Linked DNA regions of Homo sapiens: region 1 is linked to region 2. A link is a contact called in ENCODE Hi-C or POLR2A ChIA-PET data. All regions are on one chromosome and are shown on one strand. The core of a region is the stretch at or near the end of the contact, and the rest is flanking DNA. Distances in the headings are between cores, read along the strand shown.

Region 1 (5,735 bases), core at 3,230-5,729, 44 kb after region 2:
ATGATCTACAGACCGGCACCTGTCTGCAAACTGTGTTGCCAGTTTATGACCTGGTAAGTGCAGAAATTGAGCATAAGCATTTAGACTTTTTTTTTTTTTTTTTTTTTTTTGGAGTGAGAGTTTTGCTCTTGTCACCCAGGCTGGTGTGCAATGGCGTGATCTCAGCGCACTACAACCTACGCCTCCTGGGTTCAAGCGATTCTCCTGCCTCAGCCTCCCAAGTAGCTGGGATTACAGGCATGCGCCACCATGCCCAGCTAATTTTATATTTTTAGTAGAGATGGGGTTTCTCCATGTTGGTCAGGCTGGTCTCGAACTCCCAACCTCAGGTGATCTGCCTGCCTGGGCCTCCCAAAGTGCTGGGATTATAGGCGTGAGCCATGGCACCCGACCCATGGCTCATATTTAATCTCCACAACTATTGCTATCATCCTATTTTTCAGGGGGAACTGAGGCTTATTGAAGTTAAGCAACTCCCCAAGGTCCTAGAGAGCAGTGGTAGGGCAGAGGTGGTGACCCAAGCACTTTGATCCACAGCTCACGCCTCAGCCACATCACTGGCAGAGAGTCAAGGGACTCAACAGAAACATTCATGCTAACTTCTCGGGTTCTGGAAAGCTCTATGCAGGAGGTGATGTTTGTTCTGAGCCTTGAAGAAGGCATAATGGGGAGGGGCATTCCAAGGCAGAGGCACACAGGAGGCAACCGCGTGAGGGGAGTCTGGTGAGGTTGGGCCGGGTGCGGTGGCTGGTTTCAAACTCCTGACTTCAGGTGATCCACCCTTCTCAGCCTCCCAAAGTGCTGGGATTACAGGTGTGAGCCACTGCACCTAGCTACATTTTGACATTTTTAAGCCATTAGACAGAATAGTTTTATGTCCATTTGATGTGCTAGTGTTTAAAACAGGGCTTTCATTTTGTCTTTTTTTCTTTCTTTCTTTCTTTCTTTTTTTCTTTTTTTTTTTGACTGAGTCTCACTCTGTTGCCCAGGCTGGAGTGCTGTGGCAGGATCTGGGTTCACTGCAACCTCCTCCTCCCAGGTTCCAGCGATTCTCCTGCCTCAGCCTCCCAAGTAGCTGGGATTACAGGCTCGTGCCACTATGCCCGGCTAATTTTTGTACTTTTAGTAGGGATAGGGTTTCACCATGTTGGCCAGGCTAGTCTCAAACTCCTGACCTCAAGTGATCCACCTGCCTTGGCCTCCCAAAGTACTGGGATTACAGGCAATGAGCCACCACATCTGGCCTTTTATTGCATTTTTCTAATAATTCATTCCCGCAGTGTTTTGCAATCGCATTGGCCTGTGACAGATTAGAAATTTTAAAATACAGAACCAGTTCTTTGCCACAGTTGTCTGAGAAGTATGGTTCCAGACCAGCAACCTCCCGGGGATGGTTAAGCCAGTGGAACCCCACAGGTAGGAAGTGCCTATTCAGCCCTGCCTCCCTGGGTCTCACCCATCATTACATCAAATCTGTCTCTCCTACTGTTGGGAAGGACATGTGATTGTCTTTTATTCCTGTTTGGAATCCTCACATTTCTCCTGTCTTCCAAATCTGGCAGATTAAATGAATGAAAGCTGATTCTGCTGCTGGCTGGACAGGAAGGGGTGAGAAGGCAAGGGAGGGATGGGATGAGAAGAGAGTTTGGAAAAGGCCATCCTGGGAAAAGAATGCTGGAATGGAGTAGGAGCCTATCCTGAGGAGGGTGTGCAGAGGCTGCTCTGGCTGGGGCTGAGGGAAGGAAGGGTGTAGGAGGGAGGGACAGGGCAGACACTAGCACCTTCACCAAGCCCAGCAGATGAGAGCCAGGCCCTTGAAGGTGAAAGGAAGTAGTTTCAGGACAAATGAAAGGGGATATTGAACCTTTTTACAGAAGGAATGTTAAACGCCAAACTTTCATAACCCCCCTGAGGCTGCCAAGGCCAAAACTATAAATAAGTAGGTCGAGGAATTAGGCAGAAGCCTCCTCCCCTGACCTGTCCGTCAGCGGGATGTGGTGGGGTGGAGGTTAAGTCAGTGAAATCAACACAGACAGGATGAAATGAGCTATCTGTAGACGCCACTTCAGAAAGCGAGAAGGTCTGACTCCTGGGCAAAAAAGTCAGGAAGAGCAAGACTTGATTGCAGTCCAATCAATGGCATTAGCATATTTAAAGATCATGTCAAGGGGAGGATAATGGGGCTCAGAGAGGCAAAATTTGATGGTGTTTATTAAGCAGAGAGAAACACAGAAGCTGGAGCCGTCTAGTCCTTAGAGAGTGTGCTCCAAGGTGGGACCAGGGAGGGAGCAAGGCCTTGGCTGGGCCTGGGCAAAGCTACCAGAGGACCAACCGGCTTCCTCTCCTCTGATTCCACAGCCTACTGCTGCTGGTGAATTTCTGATCAAGAATTCTGCTCCCCACAAAGAACTGCCTAGAGGGTGGGACCAAGCCACCCCTCACACTTGAGCATCCAGTCCACTCCATCGTGATGATGATGATGATCATAGTATTGGTGACTACAGCTAACCCTCATTAAGCTCTCACTATGTGCCAGGCTCCGTTCCAAGCTCTTTACAAATACCAACTCCTTCAAACTCCCCAACCACCCTCAGAAGTAGCGTTTCTACCCCGATTTTATAGATGAGAAAATTGAGGCATTGTTAAATAACTCTCCAAGTTTATACAGCTTGTAAGTGGAAAAGCCAAGATTCAAACTCAGGCCATCTGACTCCAGAACCTGCACATCAGACTGCCCCGCACTTAACTGTTGTTGGTAACAGTTAGTTGTCCATCTGCTTAGCATGTCCATCCCTTCTGGGGTTGGCTGGGGCAAGTCAGGGCCCAACTCGGCACAGCCAGCTCCGGAGCACTAACCTAATGGGGGTTTTGCAAGACTCGGGACTGTGTGCTTCACCTGGAAAGTGCCAGGTGTGTGGATAAGCCATGTGAGCAGCTGGCTTCCTGGGCAATGCCCCTCCCCACTTCAGTGTCCCAGGCCCCTTTAGGGCCCAGCCCTCCAGGCACTGTGAGCTGGGAATGAGGTGAAGGAGGACTAGGCTTACCCTCTGTGTGCCTCCATTTTCTCACCAGTAAACTGTGTGTGTTGGATCTTACGATCTTCTAAAATAACTCCAGCTCCAAATGAAGGCCAGTGGACCCATGAACACGCTGGCTCTTGCCCAGTGTGCTGAGAAGAGGGCAGGAGGGAGGAGTAGGGTGGGCACGGCAGGGCACAGGGTGCAGGGCAGGTGGGTTCAGTTTGATTTCAAAGCCGACTGCCCGCCGCCCCAGGTGCTCTGGTGTACCCAATAGGGGCTGCATTGGCCAGGCGGCCTAGGCTCTGCGGGTGGAGTGAAGATTTCTCTACCTCCCAGTTTCTCCCTTTTCAGCTCTGGTAGGAGAGAGGAAGAGTGAAGAGGAAGTCAAAAGTTCTGTTCATCTGGAAGGGCTGGGAGTTGCTTCCTGGGATGGGGAGCTCCGAAGCCAATTCAGAAGACGGCCCCGGGGTCTGGCGGGGAGGCCCACCGCTGCCCAGAGGGCTCGGCCGGCCGGGAGGGGGCGCTGTGTCCTCCCCACGCCCTGCCCGCGGGCTCCTAGCAGCGTTCGCCGCGCTGCAACGCAATGCGCGCCCGGCTTTCCCCTGGGCAGCGTTCAGTGCCCGCTTGTCCTGCAGGGCACCGCCGTCTCCCTTTCATCCTGGGGCTCCCAGGTCCAAAGGGTTCCCAGATCCAGCCTCTTGCCTGAACCAAAGTGGCCAGGCACTCAGTTTGTAAGATGAACAAATGAAGGAAAGAAGGAACGAATGAATAAGGGCTCATCTTGCAGAGCGTTCGCGTCTCAGCGCGCACCAGGCACATCAGTGCCAAAGGTGCTGGGGGTCGGGCCCAGCGCCCGGCGCGGCTGGAATGGGGGCGGCGAGGAGCTCCTCCTAGCCAGCCGCAGGGCGGGAACTGCCCAAACGCAGGTCGCAGCCTCACTGGGTTCCGCGGCGGCTCCGCTCAGTAGGGACCGCCCTGTTCCCTAGCCCCCAATAGCCTCGCCCTCATAAATTCACCTGAGCACCCTGGCCCAAGTCACCCCAGATCCCTGGGACTTCCCAGGCCCCGACCTCGGCCGGGCGGGAGGCTGATCCTTTACCGCGGCCCCCTTCCCCCATTCCCGGCTTCTCCCCGGGCTGCGGCGGCCGCCACTGCTGCCAGCGCGCCCCGAGGACTGCCGCAAACCCCGGGCGCAGGGAAAGGGGATCCTGGCGGCGGGACACAGAGAGCGGGCCGGGGGAAGGGGAGGGAACGGAGGAGGCGAGGAGGAGCTGGGAGGGAGCCGAGGGGCGAGGCGCGGAGGAGGGACCGAAGGGGAGCGGAGGGGAGAGGGAGGGGGAGGAAGGGGAGGGGACGAGCTGGGCGAGGGGGCGGGGAGCCGAGGCGAGGAGCGGCGCGGACCGTGGGGGAGGTGGCGGGGGCGAGGCCGGCAAGAGGCGGCCGCGGGCCGGGCTGCGTCGGGAAACGGCGGCCAGACTTCCCCGGGAAGGGGCGAGCGAGAGCCGGGCCGGGCCGGGCCGGGCCGCGGGGCCGGGAAGCGCCGAGCCGGGCATCTCCTCACCAGGCAGCGACCGAGGAGCCCGGCCGCCCACCCCGTGCCGCCCGAGCCCGCAGCCGCCCGCCGGTCCCTCTGGGATGTCCGTAGGACCCGGGCATTCAGGACGGTAGCCGAGCGAGCCCGAGGATGGGAGGGCACCCGCAGCTCCGTCTCGTCAAGGTAACAGCCCGCCGGCCATCCCTCGAGCGCTGGCGCCCCCGGCCCCTGGCGGACGCGGGACGGGGCTGGGCTGTGGGTGTGATGGGGGCGGGGGCGCTGGGAGAGCCGTGCTTAGGTCGGGGAAGGCTGGGCTCCGGGGCAGCCTAACTCTCTGGACCTTTGGAGCCAGGGTTGGGTAGGCAGGGGGAGACTCAGGTGAGAAAAGAAATCGTGGCGAAGCCGCCGGGATGTTGGCGGAGGAGGGGGTCCGCCCACCCGGGTAGCCGGCTCCGCGCCAAGAATCGCTCTAGGCTCTCGGGCAGACGCCTAGGGGAGGGGAGGTTCCACCTCCCACGCCCTTCCTGCAGACCTCGGCCCCGGGACTGGAGACTCTGAAGCGGGGTTCCCACCTCGCCCCAGCGCCCCCAAACAGCTCCCCGACTCCGCACGCCCCCGCCCTAGTCTTGGGAGCGCGTCCTGCCCCTTCCCCTCCGCGGCGAGCTGCGAGTCCGGAGAGATGAATGCCGCCCGCGCCTGCGAGCCCTTGATCAATATCGCAGTCTCGGGGGAGGAGACGGTGCCTCTGGCGGCAGTTCCTGTTCCCCGACCGCGGCTGGGAGCGCGACGCTCGTTCTCCGAGCCTGGGCACCCGCGATCCCCGCGCTGCGCGGCCGACCCTGCGACGCGGATCGGGCGCTGGAGTTTAGGAAAGTAGCCAGACCGCACGTCCAGCGTCTGCCCGCTGAAGTTCGTGGGCGGTGGGGGCGGCCCGCGGGTTGTGTGAGCCAGGGAAGGGCCGGGAGGCCGGCAGTCCGGCCCGCCGCTCGTGTCAGGCGTCACTTGCAGCCCCAAGCGCTTTCCAGAGCGTTTTGGTTTTGCAGGGTATAGGCGCGCCCGCTGCAGCCGGCCGGAGAGGCGGGTGGGCCTCTGCGCTGCTGCCGGGACACCCCGCTTCGCGCCAGTCTGGGCATCGCCTCACCCGGGGCTCGGGACTCCGCAGGGTCCGCTCCAGCCACAAA
Region 2 (5,901 bases), core at 987-3,486:
GGGTCTATTTCTGGTTTCTCCATTCTGTTCCATTGATGTATATCTCTCTGCCAATAACATACAGTCTTGTAAGTTATCTTGTATCTTGTATGCCAATAACATTCAGTCTTACTGTAGCTATACAGTGATTACTGTAGCTTGATATGAGATGGACTGATTCCTCCCAATTTATTCTTTTTTTTTTCCAAAATTGCTATTCCTATGGTTTGGATGTTTGTCTCATCTAAATCTCATGTTGAAATTTAATTCTCAATGTTGGAGGTGGGGCCTAATGGGTGTTTTGGTCATAGAGGTGGATCTCTCATGAATAGATTAATGGCCTTCTCTGGAGTGAGTGAGTTCTCATTCAATTAATTCCTGTGAGAGCTGGTTGTTAAAAGAGCCTAGCACACCCTCCTTTTCCTCCTCTCTCTCACAATGCCATCTCTGCACACTCTGGCTCCCTTTTGCCTTCTGCTATGAGCAGAAGTAGCCTGAGGCCCTCGTCGGATGCAGATGCCTAATCTTGAACTTGTAGCCATGAGAATCATGAGCCAAATAAACCATTTTTCTTTAAAAATTACCCAGCCTCTAGTATTTCTTTATAGCAACACAAAACAGACTAAGATAGCTATTCTAGTTCCTTTGTCTTTCCACATAAATTTTAGAGTAATATTGTGTATAGCTACAAAAACTTTTGCAAGATTTTAAAAGGAATTGCATTAAACTCATATATCCTTTTGCGGAGTAAGTCAACATCTTTACTATGTTGAATCTTTCAATCCATGAACATAATACATCTCTCCATTTATTTAGCTGTTCTTTGACTTGTTTAATCTTCTTTTTGTAGTTTTCAGCATACAAATCCTGTAGATTTACACTTAAGTATCTCTTCTTTTTCTTTTTGTAGTTGCACATGGTATTGTATTTTTAATTTTGATATCCAGGTGTTCATTTCTAGTACATAGGAATACAACAGATTTTTGTATGTTTATCTCGTATTCTGTGACCTTGCTGAATTCACTTACTAGTACTAATATTTTGTATATCCCTTGGGAACTTCTACAAAAGCAATCATGTTCTTTTCAAATAGGAACAGTTTTTATTTCTTCCTTTTTAATCTGTATGCCTTTTAATTTCTTGCCTTATTGCACTGGCTAAAACTTTCACAGCACTATGTCATATAAAAGTGGTGACAGCAGACATTTTTGCTTTGTTTTCATCTAAGGCAAAAGCATTCAGTCTTTCACCATTAAGTATAATGTTAGCTGTAGGGTTCTCGTTGATGCTTTTCATCAAGTTGAGAAAGTTCTATTCCAATTTTTCTTTGAATTTTATAATGGATGAGTATTGAATTGTTGTTTAATGGGTGTTGACTTTTCAGCATCAATTGATATAATCATGTTAATGTGGTGGACAACTGGTAAATGGATAAACAAACTGAGCAGCCATTTATACATTGTATGGATGTACCAGTTTATTTATCCATTTACCAGCTGAAGGACATTTGGGGAGTTCCCTGTTTTTGGTGATTATAAATGAAGTCTGTATAAACATTCACAAACAGGTCTTTGTATGTAAATGGTTTTCGTTTCCCTTGGGAAACGAAATGCTACTCAAATACCTATGACTGGCATTGCTAATTTGTATGGTGAGTACATGTTCAACTTTATAAGAAACTGCCAAATTGTTTTCAAAACTGTGCGTCATTTTGCATTACCAAGCAATGTGTGCGAGTTCCAGCTTTGTTCAGCTGGTACTTGATATTGTACCTCAGACTTTCAGAGCCCTTCTTTCTATCTCTGCTGTCTCCCCTTCCTGAGTGCCAGAGAAGAGTGGGTATAGTCACAATAGCAATTTTCCAGAAGCAGAAGGGCTGGCTCTCATAATTCCCCTGCACACTACGAACTTCAGAACTGCAGTTTTTGGGAAGGTGTGACAAGTGTGTTGAGCAGAATCAGGACAAGGGCCAAGGCAGAAGGAGTAGTGGGGGCACAGGGTTGGCAGTGAAGGGTCCAAGTGGCAGCAGTCCACAGTGGCAGGACCTGGAACACTTCGTCTGCTCAGGGCTTGTTGGTAGTGGGAAAGGATCACTTGGGGCCCAGGAGGGGGTCCTGCTGCCTCAGCACCCTCCCTCTGCCCTCCTAAGGTTTCCAGCCATTTCTAACAGAGGAAACTGCAATCTCTTGAGATTCCTGCAGGCCCCAGGGAGGGGGAGAGTTGCCTGAGAACCAGAGGCCTGGCTTGGGGCCCAGTTATGTGACACCTGAATCTTGGGGAGAGTGGCTGTGGGACCAGGCCCCTGGGGCCTCCTGGGACAGTTGGGAACAGGGAGGGGCAGCTCAGGTTTCCTCACTGCTTGGTGTGTGACCTGGGCTCCACCCAGGCAGCAGAATAATGCCAGGCCTTAGCCCCTGCGGTGTAACACCTTTCACCAAGAAATTGCTGTCCCGCTCCTGTTCCACAGGGACTGCTCTGGCCTGGACTTTGGGTCCTGTGGCCTAGAAGTAAAGGGACCAGATCTTAGTCAGGCCTCAGGACAGAAGCCGAGCCAGTCAAATCTGGAGGAGGTGCGTGAGGTGTGTGTGTGTATCTGCGGGGTGGGGAGAGGTGTCATGTGGGGACCAGGAGCTGCCCAATATTCAGTTTCAGTTGATTAGCTGTGTGGCCTTGGACAAGTAATTTAGCCTTTTTAGGCCTGGGTTTGCCTGTTTTTGACTTAAAGGTTTGGACTAGATGGGTGATTTCTCAATTGCATTGAATGTCAGCATTACCTGGGACTTGTTTTTATAAACTACAGATCCCTGGGCTCCACCACAAACCTATTGAATCAGCATCTGTGGGCCTGGGGTCCTGGCTTCTGGCTGTGTAACGGGCTCCAGCCGGTTTTTATATGGCCAGTGTGTCACTGATATCTCCAGACCCACTTACCTAAAAGTTCACCAAGTCCAGCAGCCTAGGGCAACCTCTGGTGGAAGACAGAAAGGCAGGTCCAGGAAGGAGGGAGGAGCCAGAGAAGGGGAGCCAATCAGGGGTCAGAAAGATGGGGGGAGGAACCTGAGAAAGGGAGCCAATCAGTGGCCAGGAAGGTGAGAGGAGGAGCCACTCAGTGGCCTGAAAGGAGGAAGAGGAGCCAGAGAGGGAGAACCAATCAGGAAAAGAGGATGCGGCAGGCTGGGATTCTTCTTGCAAGGGAACCTGAAGCTTTAGTCTGGGCAGGCAGCGAGCTGGACTGGTATCAGAGGAAAAGAAGTCTCTACTTTGGCTGCTTCTGTTTGAGTGTGTCTCCCAGCACCATAAGGCAGGTAGAGAGGGCATCACCTTTGTGGTTCAGGAGAAGGGTTAGCACATCCCTTGTCTGTTTGGAGGCTCAAAGTGGGTCTAGGAGAAACTATATCTGCCTAGAGGGAAAACATATCCTGCAAACCCTAAATAGCCATGGGGAATAAATAGCACTTGGGCCCCGGCCATTCCACCCCCTCTGTGTCTGACTCAGCTTGGAGGACAAAAGAGTCCCCATCTGCTGCTTACTGGCTTTGCGTGTGTGAGCAAGTCACTCAACCTTTCTGACTCTGTTGCCTCCTCTGTAAAATGGGAATAATAATTATACCTGCCCTACCCCCACAAGGCATTGCTCTGGGCATCACCTAAGACAAGGGAGGCGAGGGTGCTCCATCAACTGCAGCATGCTGTGCAATCCATTGGGGCTAGGCACTACCAGAACCCCAGGGAGGAAGGGATGGATGGACAACCCTCCCTTGTCCCACAGTTGGAGCATCTGTGCTTAAAAGAAAACCACTCGAGTGATTATCTTTTATAAATTGTTAGATGGTCACAGATAATCTTCCCTCTGACAACCCACCTCAGTTTCAGAGGCAACAAGTACTATATGAATTTGGTGTGATCCTTTCACACTTAAAAATTTTTTTTCACATATATGCGTGGGCTCATGGGAAATATATATTGTGTGTCAGCACGTGTGTGTGTATGTGTGGCTTGTTTTACACAGAGGGTGGCGCAGTTACATATCACACAGCAAAATGCCTTTTTTAAACTCAAGGTTGTATGTTTGAGATCTAATTAGGTCATTTCTTTTATCTGCCATGTACTGTTCTACCTTGAGTCTCTCTCACATGGCATCTGTTTTGCCTGATGTTAAAATTGTTATGGCGCTAAATCATGTCTTTTCTTACCCCTGGCACAGCCAGATGGGCTGCCTTTGGTTGCAAGCCCAGCAGAGTCAGAAAGAAACTAAGGCTGTCAAGGAAACCTAAGGGTAGGTCTTCAACTCTGGGCCCGGAAGGAGCATCACCTCCACCTGGCCTTGTCTGGTTCATTTACAGCCTGCAGGAAGGAGAGGCGGGGAGACGGGGAGATGGGAGAAGGAGGGAGAGAGAGAGAGAGAGAGAATGTGAATATGAGAACGCTGCCCTGCTCCAAGCTCACCTCGCACCTCTGTCTGGGGAAAGTGGAATGGGAAGAAGCAGGTGGCATCCCCATCATCCCAAGGTGCCCTGCTGCCAACAAGACCTTGGGTGTCCATCCTTCTAGTGCAGTAGCACCACCACCGCCACCCCCCTTCAGGTGAAGGTTGCTAACTTTGAAATCAGGATGGGCTACATAATTTGCAGAGCCCAGTGCACATAAAAATGCAGGGCACTTCTTCAAGAAATATTAAGAATGCATTAGGCCAAAGGCAGACTCCTTCTAAGCATGTGGCTCTGCCTGACTGCACAGGTGGCATTCCCATGAAGCTGGTCCTGCCTGAAACTATCCTCTAAGGGAGTCCTGTTAAGGTGTGGGAGAAAGTGCGCAAAGCTCTGCAAAGGGAAATAGCTGTCATTTTGGAAGCCATCAGGATCTTTTAGTGCAGTCAAGCTGAACCATGGAGGTCATGATGACTAACAGTTCCAGACAGGTTGAAAAGCTCTGATTTGTCCCCTCTAGGGTGGGAACTAAGGACTGGAGAGGCTGCAGAGCCAGCAGATAACTCAGAAGGCCAGGGTACAAATCCTCCCTCTGTCCCTGAGGAGCTGAATGACCATGAGTTTGTTGCTTAGCTTCTCTGTGCCTCAGTTTCCTTATTAAGATAAGGTGCCCTCTTCATAGGATTGCTTGGAAGATTAACCCTAAAACTATGGAGAAGCTGAGGACATTTCCTGGCATATAATGTTCGATAATCTGGGCTGATGTTAGATATCCTTTCTGTGAGCTTTGGTTTCTTTCCTAGGATAATATAATGGGGAAAGGTAGAAGGTAAAGATGGATCTAGAGTCAGGAGTTCTGGGTTCTCTGCTACTAACCACCTGCTTACCAAGGCAGGTCACTGTCCCCTTAAGAGTCTCACTTCTAAAATTTAAGGGAGGGGGTGAGGTATGACTTTCCTTCCAGCTTTATAATTCTGTTTCCAAGGAATTCCACCTGTTCCTCTCATTGGTTTATCCCAGTGTACCCAGTGTATTAGTCTGCTTTCATGCTGCTGATAAAGAAATACCCGAGACCGGGCAATTTACAAAAGAAAGAGGTTTAATTGGACTTACAGTTCTATGTGGCTGGGGAAGCCTCACAATCATTGTGGAAGGCAAGGAGGAGCAAGTCACATCTTACGTGGATGGTGGCAGACAAACAGAGTGAGCTTATGCAGGCAAACTCCCATGTTTTAAAACCATCAGATCTCATGAGAGTCATTCACTATCATGAGAACAGCACAGGAAAGACCCGCCCCCATAATTCAATCACCTCCCACCGGGTTCCTCCCATGACACGTGGGAATTGTGGGAGTTACAATTCAAGATGAGATTTGGGTGGGGACACAGCCAAACCATATCACCCGACATTTATTTTCTCTGAGGTTTAAGAAATTTCTCCGCTTATCTGACTGCAAATCTTTCTCATTAGTTAAAGTCCACTTCTTTTCCTGCC

The links. A loop is a pair of places that touch in the nucleus more often than their neighbours do. ChIA-PET counts read pairs that join two places held with the same protein, here RNA polymerase II (POLR2A).
Region 1: a loop to region 2 is called in a map with no recorded cell type, with 1.9 times the contacts of the local background. The contact joins the promoter of CRHR1 here to the enhancer-like site in region 2. A Hi-C loop is called at or near these places in 1 of 168 maps with a recorded cell type or tissue (IMR-90) and 2 of 37 single-sample maps with no recorded cell type. POLR2A ChIA-PET finds 5 or more read pairs at or near these places in 4 of 52 experiments (H1, HEK293T, SK-N-SH and 1 more).

What each region holds. Positions count from the first base shown.
Region 1 is chr17:45,779,841-45,785,575 of GRCh38, forward strand. CRHR1 (corticotropin releasing hormone receptor 1) reads left to right here and starts at 4,480. Exons shown (of 13, transcript NM_004382.5): 1 at 4,480-4,737. The coding sequence starts at 4,705. The region is part of intron 3 of LINC02210-CRHR1 (LINC02210-CRHR1 readthrough); the gene reads left to right. RefSeq lists an enhancer at 5,207-5,707.
Region 2 is chr17:45,737,680-45,743,580 of GRCh38, forward strand. The region is part of intron 3 of LINC02210-CRHR1 (LINC02210-CRHR1 readthrough); the gene reads left to right. Among named protein-coding and RNA genes, the nearest start is that of CRHR1, 44 kb to the right of the region's middle. Within about 2 kb of position 2,237, at least 3 of the 41 ENCODE cell types and tissues checked have a DNase peak (open chromatin) inside an H3K27ac peak, as active enhancers do.